Regions from separate parts of the Homo sapiens genome. Here region 2 is linked to region 1. A link is a contact called in ENCODE Hi-C or POLR2A ChIA-PET data. All regions are on one chromosome and are shown on one strand. The core of a region is the stretch at or near the end of the contact, and the rest is flanking DNA. Distances in the headings are between cores, read along the strand shown. Region 1 has its middle 48 kb from the start of SLC14A2. Region 2 has its middle 17 kb from the start of SLC14A2-AS1.

Region 1 (4,933 bases), core at 1,239-3,738:
TGGAAAGAGGCCTAAGGACTCCTGGCTCCCTTCCCAGGGCTGTGTCTCCCACTGTCATTTGGAGTGGTTATCGGTGTGGACTCACACTCTTGGTAGACAGATTATTTAATGAGCCAGCTAACTTTGCCATAATAGCATGAGCATTTGGTAGTAAATCAGGTCCACTGTCACTACAGCTTACCTAATTACCCACATGTAGTCAGCTAGGGTGGACTTTCTCCTTGAAATCCTTATTTCATAGAATATTGATTTCCCAGATATATTGTTGTGAGATGGCTAATGCTGGCCAGGGATGAGATATGAAGTCTGAATTAAATATACCTTGAGTTGCTTTTTATGGCATTGGATCTCTAAATCTTGAATTTTATTTTGTAAGGAGGAAGCTCATAGTAGATTCTAAGGGAGTAAGAAAGTGTAGCACTGGTATATTAATGAATCATTTAGAATAGAGTAAAGGGGTTAGTTCAAGGTTAAGAGATGAGTTTTATTTCAAATAGGGAGATAGTTGAGAGCATTTATAGGCTATTGGTGAGAAACCAGTAGAAAGAGAGAACTGGGTTTAGACGGGAGAAGGGCAACAGATTTTTTCAGACTGGAGGTAAGGATGGGTGAAGATAGAAATAAATAGAAGATTGAAGCTCTGTGTTGAGAAGCAGTTGGGATAAGGACAGTGGGGCATGAGGGGTGAAATTGAAGGCCCATGCCCTCCTAACTAGTGAAATGTTGGAAGTGCAACTTAGGCTAGAATCGGTACCTAATCTTTAGGGAGAAATGGGAGAGGTGGGCACTTCCTCCTACTTCCATCAAGCTAATTTAAATCCTACTCAGTCTCCTGGAAATGCTCTCAGTCCATAACAGCTTACAATACATTCCTCTTCTTTTACTGGATCCAGAATTTACCATCAATTCCATAGTGTCCAAAACATAACTATCCATAGCCCTGTATTACTCTTGTTTTATTCCAGATTGATATGCCACACATTTCTGTATCAGTCAGGATAGGTTAGGTTATGCTGCAGTAACGACCCCTCAAGTCTCTGTGGATTAAGACAACCAAGGGTTAGCTCTTACTTATACTATAATACATAGGTAGGTGCTGGCCTCTACTTCGTATTGTCATTCAGGGACTTGGGCTGACAAAGGGCTGCTCATCAGGCAGGCTAGGTGACAAAGGAGCTGCCTTCTTGAATGTTGCTGGTACCTCATGCCAAGGATAAAAGAATGCTTTCTGAAGTCTTGCCTCAGCAATTAATTCTGTGGCTCAGAAATGACATGACATTTTTGCTTACAACTCATTCTTCAGAACCACTCTCGTGGCTCTGCCCATCACAATGAGGAGGAAGTACAGTCCTACCATGTGCCTCAAATGGGGAGGGACCATAACACATTTAGCCAGCAGAACTCCTCCAGCTAGACAGCACGTCCCCTGAAGGCAAGGAGAGAGCAGCCCTCTGCTTCTCTGGTGGAGATGCTATATGGGGCAGCCATGGCTCCAATCATGAGGTAGGGACACACTGGCTGTGCCCATAGAGCTCATCAGTTAGCCTGGTCCTGCAGGCCATAGGCCATGAAGCTCATTAGGTGGGTGAGGTGAGGCGGGGGCAAGGCACAAGCCTGCTGGGGATGGCAGTGGGAGTGAAGGATCCCTCAGGAAGACACAGGAGGGAGGCTGCTCATGATGACTGGGACCTCGATGCTGCCATTTTGAGGGGTCTGGTGCCCCCACCGCCTCTCAGGATTGGGAGCTGGGCACTTTCATGAATGTTTGAATGAGGGGATCAGGACAGCTGAACACCCATGTTGGTTTGATTGCAGTGAACTGAGCATAAGAGCACTGGAAAGAACCGCCCGGGTCAAGCCTGTGACACCTCCCCTGACCCAGGAACTGTAGAACAGGTTGTGAGGGATGTGGCTGCCCTTCTGCACATCTTCACCATCTTCTCCTGAAAGATCCTGGGGTGGGTCTCTTATTCATGAATCACTTGCACTTGCCTGTTAAAAAGGTTTTAACATCATTTTATAGGCCCTCCTCTTGAATACTGACCATTTTGACTTTGAACCCAGTAACTGTCCAATGAAGTGATCAGGAAAGGTAGAGGCCGAGAGAGGTGGAAAGGTAGAGGCCGAGAGAGGTGGGCGGCTTGCTTGACGCAGGACAGCTAAAGACCAGGAGTTCTGCCTTCCTCACACTCCCCAGGATGGTCACACTCACCGGGCTAACCCCTGGACACAGGTTAGCTTTTTCAGAAATAGATTAAAATAACCTCACTCTTCTGAATTTAAAGGACACTCTGACTCTTTCCCAGTTTTTAAGATATCCTAGGTATTGAATAAAACAGAGAAGCTTCCCTTTGCTCAAGGATAACAGCCTGAAATCAGCAGACAGATCTGGGCTGTCCAGCCAGCTTGCTCTCTATCAGTCGGGGTCCCTTTAAGATGCAAAACTTGGAGGTAGGGAGGTCAAATGCAGGCCAGTGGAAGTTTCCACACTCTGTCTGTCTGGGCCAGCGTCTCTGTCTATCTCAGCTTAGGAAGGGTGGGCCCTTTTCCCACAGGCTTGAGATTTATGACTTTAGTCTGGGATGGTGGGGGTGGGCGTTGGCCTTCCCTACAGGAGCAAGTGGGTCTCTTCAATGGTAAACAGAGTTACAAAGAAAATTCCAAATGGGTACCCCTCAATCTGTGTCAGCCTTGCTCCCTGGTCCTTTTTCTCCTTGTGAGTTACACACACACACACACACACACACACACACACACACACACACACTATGTGCACATGTCCTCAGCTATAGAATGAGGCACAGTGATAGTGGTTTGTGTCTATATGTCCTGAAGTCCTCAGCTCAAATAAATCACCAGATTCCCATTGACCACATAAGGCAGAAACTTTTAGTTGTTACTTGAAAATACATTAAACACATACAAGCACACGTGCACACCCCCATTCTGAAAGCTTCTCACCTTGACTTCTAGCCCTCACCAGTACTTCTGATAAATCTGTCCTTCTGAGCAAAGCTGGAAGTATTCTCTGTCTGTACCGCCCTGCAGTTACCTGTTCGTGGAGATGTCATCTTCCTGCCCCCAAGAGTTTTCCTTTAATACACTGAAATATTGAGAAGCAAGAGCTGTAAGTATTGAAAGTCCTTGTGGAGATTAAATGGGAATCAGAAATCAGCAACTGGCTGGCTGAAGCCTTAATTATCAGTGGAGGGACACTCACAAGGAAGGAATTTGGGCTGAGTTGGGAAGGCTGGGGTGAGCAGTGATGTGGACACTGTGTGTGTGTGTGTGTGTGTGTGTGTGTGTGCGAGCGTGAGCGCATGTACATGCATGTCGAGGGTGACGACAGGGAGAGGCCTGCCATCAGCTTTTTATTAAGAGAGTTTTTAAATGGTCCTGTGTTTTAGGAAATCTGAATAAAGTTTTGTGCTTATGGGAGAATTCTCCCTACTTTCTTCCATTGAAGGCAGTATATCCTAATGAGAACACAGGCCCTGAAATCAGACTATCTGAATCTAAATCCTGGCCCCATGATTTCTAGCTGTGTGACTTGGGCAAACTCCTAAACTTCTCCAAGCCTCAGTTTCCTTGTCTGTAAAATGGGCACGATCAGAGCACTGACATTATAGAGTTGGGAGTGCTGAACGCCTAGCCCAGGGAGGGAAATCTGACTATTTCTTAATTTTCTATCTGAATTGACATTTGGGTTATTCCACATTTTTATTTCCTTACCTGTCACAACTCATAAACCAACCAAAGTTTTTACTTCCACAACAGAAATGCTTTGTTTCCTTAAGGAAGCTGTGCACAAACTGCCCACTACTCTGCCATTGAAACAAAACACACATGTCCCCACCTGACACTCTAGTGCCTTGTGACTTTATCTGGGGATAGAGCTGGAGCTGAGGTGTCAGCGTAAAAGGGCAAGGCAACTTTCTTCTCTCCTGGGTCAGGGCTGCCTGGGATGATTTATTGGAGTGAAGTGACCCCTGAGGCAGAGGGAGGAGGACAGCCATCACAGGATGGAACTGACATTCCTTCCTGTGCCTAGAAGGGCACTCTGCCTGTGGAGAAGCGGGTCAGGGCACGCACACTGATTCAGCCCTGGCTGTATGTGGGTAGGAGCCGATGCGTGTGCTGGGAACATCCTGCAAATGCTGTCGGGATGCCTGGGGACAGCTTGAGTTCTGCCACCGACCAGATGTGCAGTCTTGAGCAAGTTGCCTCGCTTTCCTGAGCCTCATCGTCCTCATGTGTCAGACTGATATCCACGACGCCAGCCCATTTCTCCTGCAGACTTCATGACAATCCCTTCCTTCCCTCCCTACACATGCTTACACGTGCACAAGTGCACACAACATATGCACATGCATGCTCACGTAGAAGCACATGCATGCGGCTGGGTGTGGTGGCTCATGCCTGTAATCCCAGCATTTTGGGATCCCACGAGGCGGGCGGATCATGAGGTCGGGAGATCAAGACCATCCTGGCTAACGCAGTGAAACCCCATCTCTACTAAAAATAGAAAAAATTAGCAGGGCTTGGTGGCGGGCGCCTGTACTCTCAGCTACTCGGGAGGCTGAAGGAAGGGAATGGTGTGAACCCGGGAGGCGGAGCTTGCAGTGAGCCAAGATCATGCCACTGCCCTTCAGCCTGGGCGACAGAGCAAGACTCTGTCTCAAAAAAAAAAAAAAGAAGCACATGCATGCACGCTCACAATACACCATAGTTGCAGGCACTCATGTCTATAAACGCATGCACGAACACACACACATCACCCACATGTGCTCTTCCACAGCTATCTGAATTGTATCCAGTTCAAGTTCCACCTCCTGACTTCCTGGGCCTTCCCATCCTACCCTCATCACTTGCTTGTCTCAACTTCAAAGCCTCCCCATACAAAGTCTCACTTTAGTTACCTTGTCATGTTTGA
Region 2 (4,933 bases), core at 804-3,303, 46 kb after region 1:
CAAAACAAACAAACAAAGAAACAAAAAAAAAACCTGGTGATGGGAGTATAGATTGCTCCTGCCCTGGGCGACCTGTCTTTGTGATACTTATCCACATCTCAAGGTGTCTGGCTGGGTTATCCAGACTCAGCATAGGGGCTGGGGCTGGAGCTGGAGGAACTTTCTTGGCATTTCCCTCCTTTGTTTATTTAATCCTTTTCTCAAATTGAGTGTAAACTACAATTCTCACCAGCTGAGAAAGTGGAGAACCCCCACCCCACACCCCACCAGTGACCAGTGCAGACTACAGCTTGCCGTAGACCACTTATGGGGTCATGGTAAGACACTCTGCCCTCTCACCCATGACTTGGAGAGATCAGTTTTTTGGTTGCATGCGTGCCAAGCCATGGCATGCTCTGCGTTGGAACTTAGCAGAAATGGGAACCCCTGGCAACCCAGATGCTTAAACCAGGTGTCCTCAGCAAAATGGCCTCTGACTTCTATTGCCCAAGGCAACAGGGTATAGCTGGTTTGGTGATATGATTTTCTAATGATCCACATGTTAATAAGAATTGGGGAATCCAATGAGAGCCTGAGTAAAGTGAGCAAGCAAGCAAACAGAAATCTTCACGCAACAAACAACAACCACAATAACAAGCACACTGTACAAAATTCATGAATATTTGTGGTCTAAAATAAATGAATGAACATGAATGGAATTTCCTGAAGAAAGTGCTATTACCAAAACCATCATCTATTTTAGAGGTCGATGGAGAACTAGGCCTGTTTCCCGAGAACTGTCAGTGCAGAATTAAATGTGCTATGTGGCATTTCCATTCTGGGTAGTGAGTTATGTAGGATTGCTCCCGCCCTGAGCTCGGGGCCATCTCCAGCAGAATGAGAGGCAGGGACTGAGGGATGGTGCCGGGAAGCTGCCGCTCTGGGGATGGCAGGGCTCAAACTCTCCCAGGTCTGCAATGTCAAGGGTGCACCTTCCGGGGTTACCTTCTCGAGTTTATTACTGCAAGCTGGACATTTTCTCATGGGCTTATAGTGTTTATGCTTCTAGGGCTTAGCTGTTTTGGATAGCAAGGCTAAACATAAAAAAATGCCTCCTTTTCACAACACATCATACCCAGAACTTGACGCTGCCAACTTTCCTACAGCACTTTCTATTTCTTAAGGTGCTTTAACATGCATGCTCCCATTTGAAATCCACAGTAACCCCACGTGAAGGATGGTGATCTCCACTGATATGATGTGCAAACTGAAGGTCAGAAAGGCACATAACTGCCTTAGACTGCCTTAGATTGCCCAAGGGGCAAATAGTCCAGGCAGGATTAGAACATGAGTCTGCTGACTCCCAGTCCAGCACGCTTTCCTCCATGGCAAGCTGCCCTCAAATGAAACATAGCTCAAAGAGTAACGATGTCTAAGGCCAGTTACCCCATAGGCCTCTGGGAAAATACCTCTTACTTTCTGGATGAATATGCCCACTCACAATCAGCCACACCCCTTCCTGCCTCCCTCAGCTTGAGTCCCAGAATCACTTGGCTGTTTAGAACAAATGCATTTATGAGGGCCAGCTCCAGAGATTCTGATTCTGTGGGAACCTGCATTTTTGACACACTCACCAAGTGATTCTGATGCACATTAAATCTTGCGACTTGCTGGTTTATGGAATACAATGGATTTTAAAGGTCACTTGAGCCAGACATAATCTCATATGTAAATCTGTTTCCTCGAAAGGTAATTTTATTTAAAAAAGAAAAAAAATGAAAAAGGAAACAGGGTTACTTTCTGAAGGTCTTTTCCAAAGTTATACCTCATATCTAAATGTCCTCTCTCTTCTTTCTGGCTTCTCTCAATTTTCCAAGTCTTTTTTGTACCTTTCTTGTGTTACTCTCTCTGGTCCCTGAGCTGTATCCTGCTTATGGTACTATCCAGTTACTGAGTGTCTGTCTTGTGTGAGTCTCTATCCCTAACCCTGTGCACTCTTTCTGAGTTATGTATTCTGCATTCCCAGTAGTCCTTAGCACAATGCCAGAAACTGCAAGTATGCTTTGGCTGTAAGCTTGGAATGAGTCATTTAACCCTGTCGGACTCAGTGCCTAGCACAACTCTCCATCAGTAAGGATAATCAAGATGATGTAGAAGCAAAGCCCATCATCAAACTGGCATTGAGTCCCTATCAGGTTAAAGCCTCAACTAAGCTCTCAGAAATTCCCTTAAAAAATATGACTGTTGACAGGTCACTTGATGTAGAACTGAGGTGATGGGAGGTGCAGGTCATGTTTCCAGGCCATAGGTGGGCCTGTTGGATGGTCATAGACACTACTCTTGCCTGGGCCAGCTGTTAAGATTCTAGAGTATCTCAGAGGACCTGGTGGGAGGAGGAAGGCCCACCCATTCCCACTGCTGGGGAAGCACCCAATCACCAAGGCCCTGTCACCTGTGCAGACTTTCGGTCATAATAATAATCATGATCCTAACAGCTTGTATATGCCCTGGGCTTTGCCACTTAGTAAGCCTTTCCCTTATCTTCTCATGGTAACCCACAAATTAGATAGATTGTTCTCTCTGGTCTAGAGAGGAAGAAATAGATGTTCCCAGAGGTTGAGGTAACTGCCCTAGGTCACACAGCTAGATGTGTGAGAACCCACATTTTCTGATGCTGAAATTTCATGCTCTTTCCAGGACACCATGTTGCTTCTTGTCTCATGGGCCATACCTCCTTAGGATGGAAACGCCCAGAAAAACACTTCTCTATAAAGATCTAGCTCATTTGACATGCAAAGTTTATTCCATACATTTTAATCAAAAAGAACAGAAATAAATGCAACTTTAAATGCATTTAGTCCATCATTCAAAAGGTATTTATTTAGTGCTTAGTACCATGTAAAAGCCCAGTTGCGGGCACTGGGTCAGGGACAGGGGGACATAAGGTAAGGGTGTGTTTAAGGCATGCCCATGGACTCGCAGCCTGCACCACCCATTATCCTAAGTCTCCATCAGGTGATCTGCCAACAGTCACATGTAGCACACTCATATTCCTGAAAGGAATTTTTGAGATTTTAGTTGAGGCTTTATACCTGTTAGGGACTCAATATCTATTTGATGATGGGCTCTGCTTCTGCAAAAACCACATCTTGATTCTCTGCACTGAAGCAGGGAATAGTGCTAGGTACTGAGTCCAACATGGTTGAATGACTCATTCCAAGAATATGGCTAAAGCATCTTTTTAACTTTCTAAAGACATACCAAATATGGTTTCCACCCTCTACGTACTTCAACCAAATGGTACGTACAAGACATGCCCATTGGCCCAAAGAGATCTAAGCACACCACAGCTGTGATTTCTGGTGTGTGAAAGTGGCAGTAGCTGCTAGCTCCCATCCATGTATGCAAGGGCCTGCTAACACCCAGAGTAGCCTGATACCACTGCCAGGTAGTTGGTGGCACCAGCCTGTTAATTCCTAGTGTAGGAGTCCCATCTGATTCTGGTTTCCTTCAGAGACCTCCCCTTAGTGTAGAACCCAGAGCGATCTCACAAAGGGCTGCTAAACCACAGGCTCCAGGGGATGAGCAGATCCCGGAGTAACAGCACGGGTGGAATTTCTCTGAGCCTTTAGCTTAATTTCTTAAAATTATCAGACAGGAGATCTTTGGCTTAGCCCCTTTTTGATTGCCAAGTGCACAAGTTGGGGTTTATATGAGCTCTCTCCTCCTTCTTCGTGCTTACTCTGCCCCCTTTTTCCAATTAGTTCTCTGGCAGGGAATCTTCCTCAGCTAGCAGCTAACAGTAAATTATGTGTCTGGGATTCCCCCAGGGGTGAGTGAGTGAGGTGTATGTGTGTGTGCTCATGCTCACGCATGGGCATGGGGGTGCTGAAGTGGGAAAGGAGGATCCAAGTTCAAAACCAACACTGGAGACTCTGTGAATGGGCAGATAAAGAATAATTTCCCCTGAGGGTCATGCCTGGCCTTGGAGCATTCCATCTCCTACAAGAAGCAATCAAATGGAACTCTGCTTGATTCAGGGGTAGCTAATCTACCAGGGATATTTTTTTCCTTCCACACCCCACCTTGCCTTCTGTTGCCTTCATGGGTTTCTGTTCATTTATACATGGATTCAGTTGCTTGTTAGTGCGCTCTGCAGTGCTTCCCTAAGGATATAACTCTGCAGATGGACGACATTTTTTATTTTATTTTCTTAGTATTACTCTTGGCTTTTTGGAGGATTTTTTAAAATGATTATTCCTCCTGGTATTATTTTAGTTTCCAATTACAGTGTGGGTATACTCTAGCACACTGCTATTTTGTAAATGGATGTATATGCTTATTGTTAATTGATTCCCCAAACAGGCCACAAATGCTTGCATTTAGATTGTGTATTATATTACTTGCATGCCACCAGGCTGGCCCCTTGCCAGCTGGGGCTCTCAGCTTAACCAGAATCACAGTGGACACATCTCGTTTTCCCTGACACCTGTGCAAAACAGCTTGCTTGCCCTGGCCTTTGCTCTCCAGGGAGAAGGAGCTAAGGTGGCCCTCTGTTGAAGAGGTATCAGAAAACCTGAGGTCCTCCTGCTCTTTTTTTCTAAGAAAAGAATTAGAAAAAAAATTCAATTTTAGTCACCTAGATTATCCGTCTTTTTCTGAAAACACAGAGGAAGGGCCAACTCTGGTCTTTATCCCTGACTATCAGTGGCCAAGTCCAGACACCAGCAGTTTGAGCCACTCCTCTGTAAAGCTTTTCCAGCGACCCCAGGCAAGTTAACAAGTCTCTTCCTCTGGGTTCTCTCTGACATGACTCAGCTCCAACAGTTACAGGGCTGTTTTACTTACTAATGTCTATTTCACCTCTGGACTGTGAACTTGGTTTGGGACCTTTGCTTTCCACCAGTGTCTATGCTGTACTTGACAGTTGGTAAATAGGCTGAATGAATGAATG

The links. Hi-C counts contacts between places; a loop is a spot of excess contacts on that map. ChIA-PET counts read pairs that join two places held with the same protein, here RNA polymerase II (POLR2A). Pooled maps may share reads with other maps.
Region 2: a loop to region 1 is called in a map of HCT116, with 4 times the contacts of the local background. The contact joins two enhancer-like sites. A Hi-C loop is called at or near these places in 2 of 168 maps with a recorded cell type or tissue (HCT116 and posterior cingulate gyrus) and 4 of 50 pooled maps. POLR2A ChIA-PET finds 5 or more read pairs at or near these places in 1 of 52 experiments (MCF 10A).

The regions. Positions count from the first base shown.
Region 1 is chr18:45,564,890-45,569,822 of GRCh38, reverse strand. It overlaps a transcript of SLC14A2 not described here. Among named protein-coding and RNA genes, the nearest start is that of SLC14A2, 48 kb to the left of the region's middle. Within about 2 kb of position 2,488, at least 7 of the 41 ENCODE cell types and tissues checked have a DNase peak (open chromatin) inside an H3K27ac peak, as active enhancers do.
Region 2 is chr18:45,518,416-45,523,348 of GRCh38, reverse strand. It overlaps a transcript of SLC14A2 not described here. Among named protein-coding and RNA genes, the nearest start is that of SLC14A2-AS1, 17 kb to the right of the region's middle. Within about 2 kb of position 2,053, at least 3 of the 41 ENCODE cell types and tissues checked have a DNase peak (open chromatin) inside an H3K27ac peak, as active enhancers do.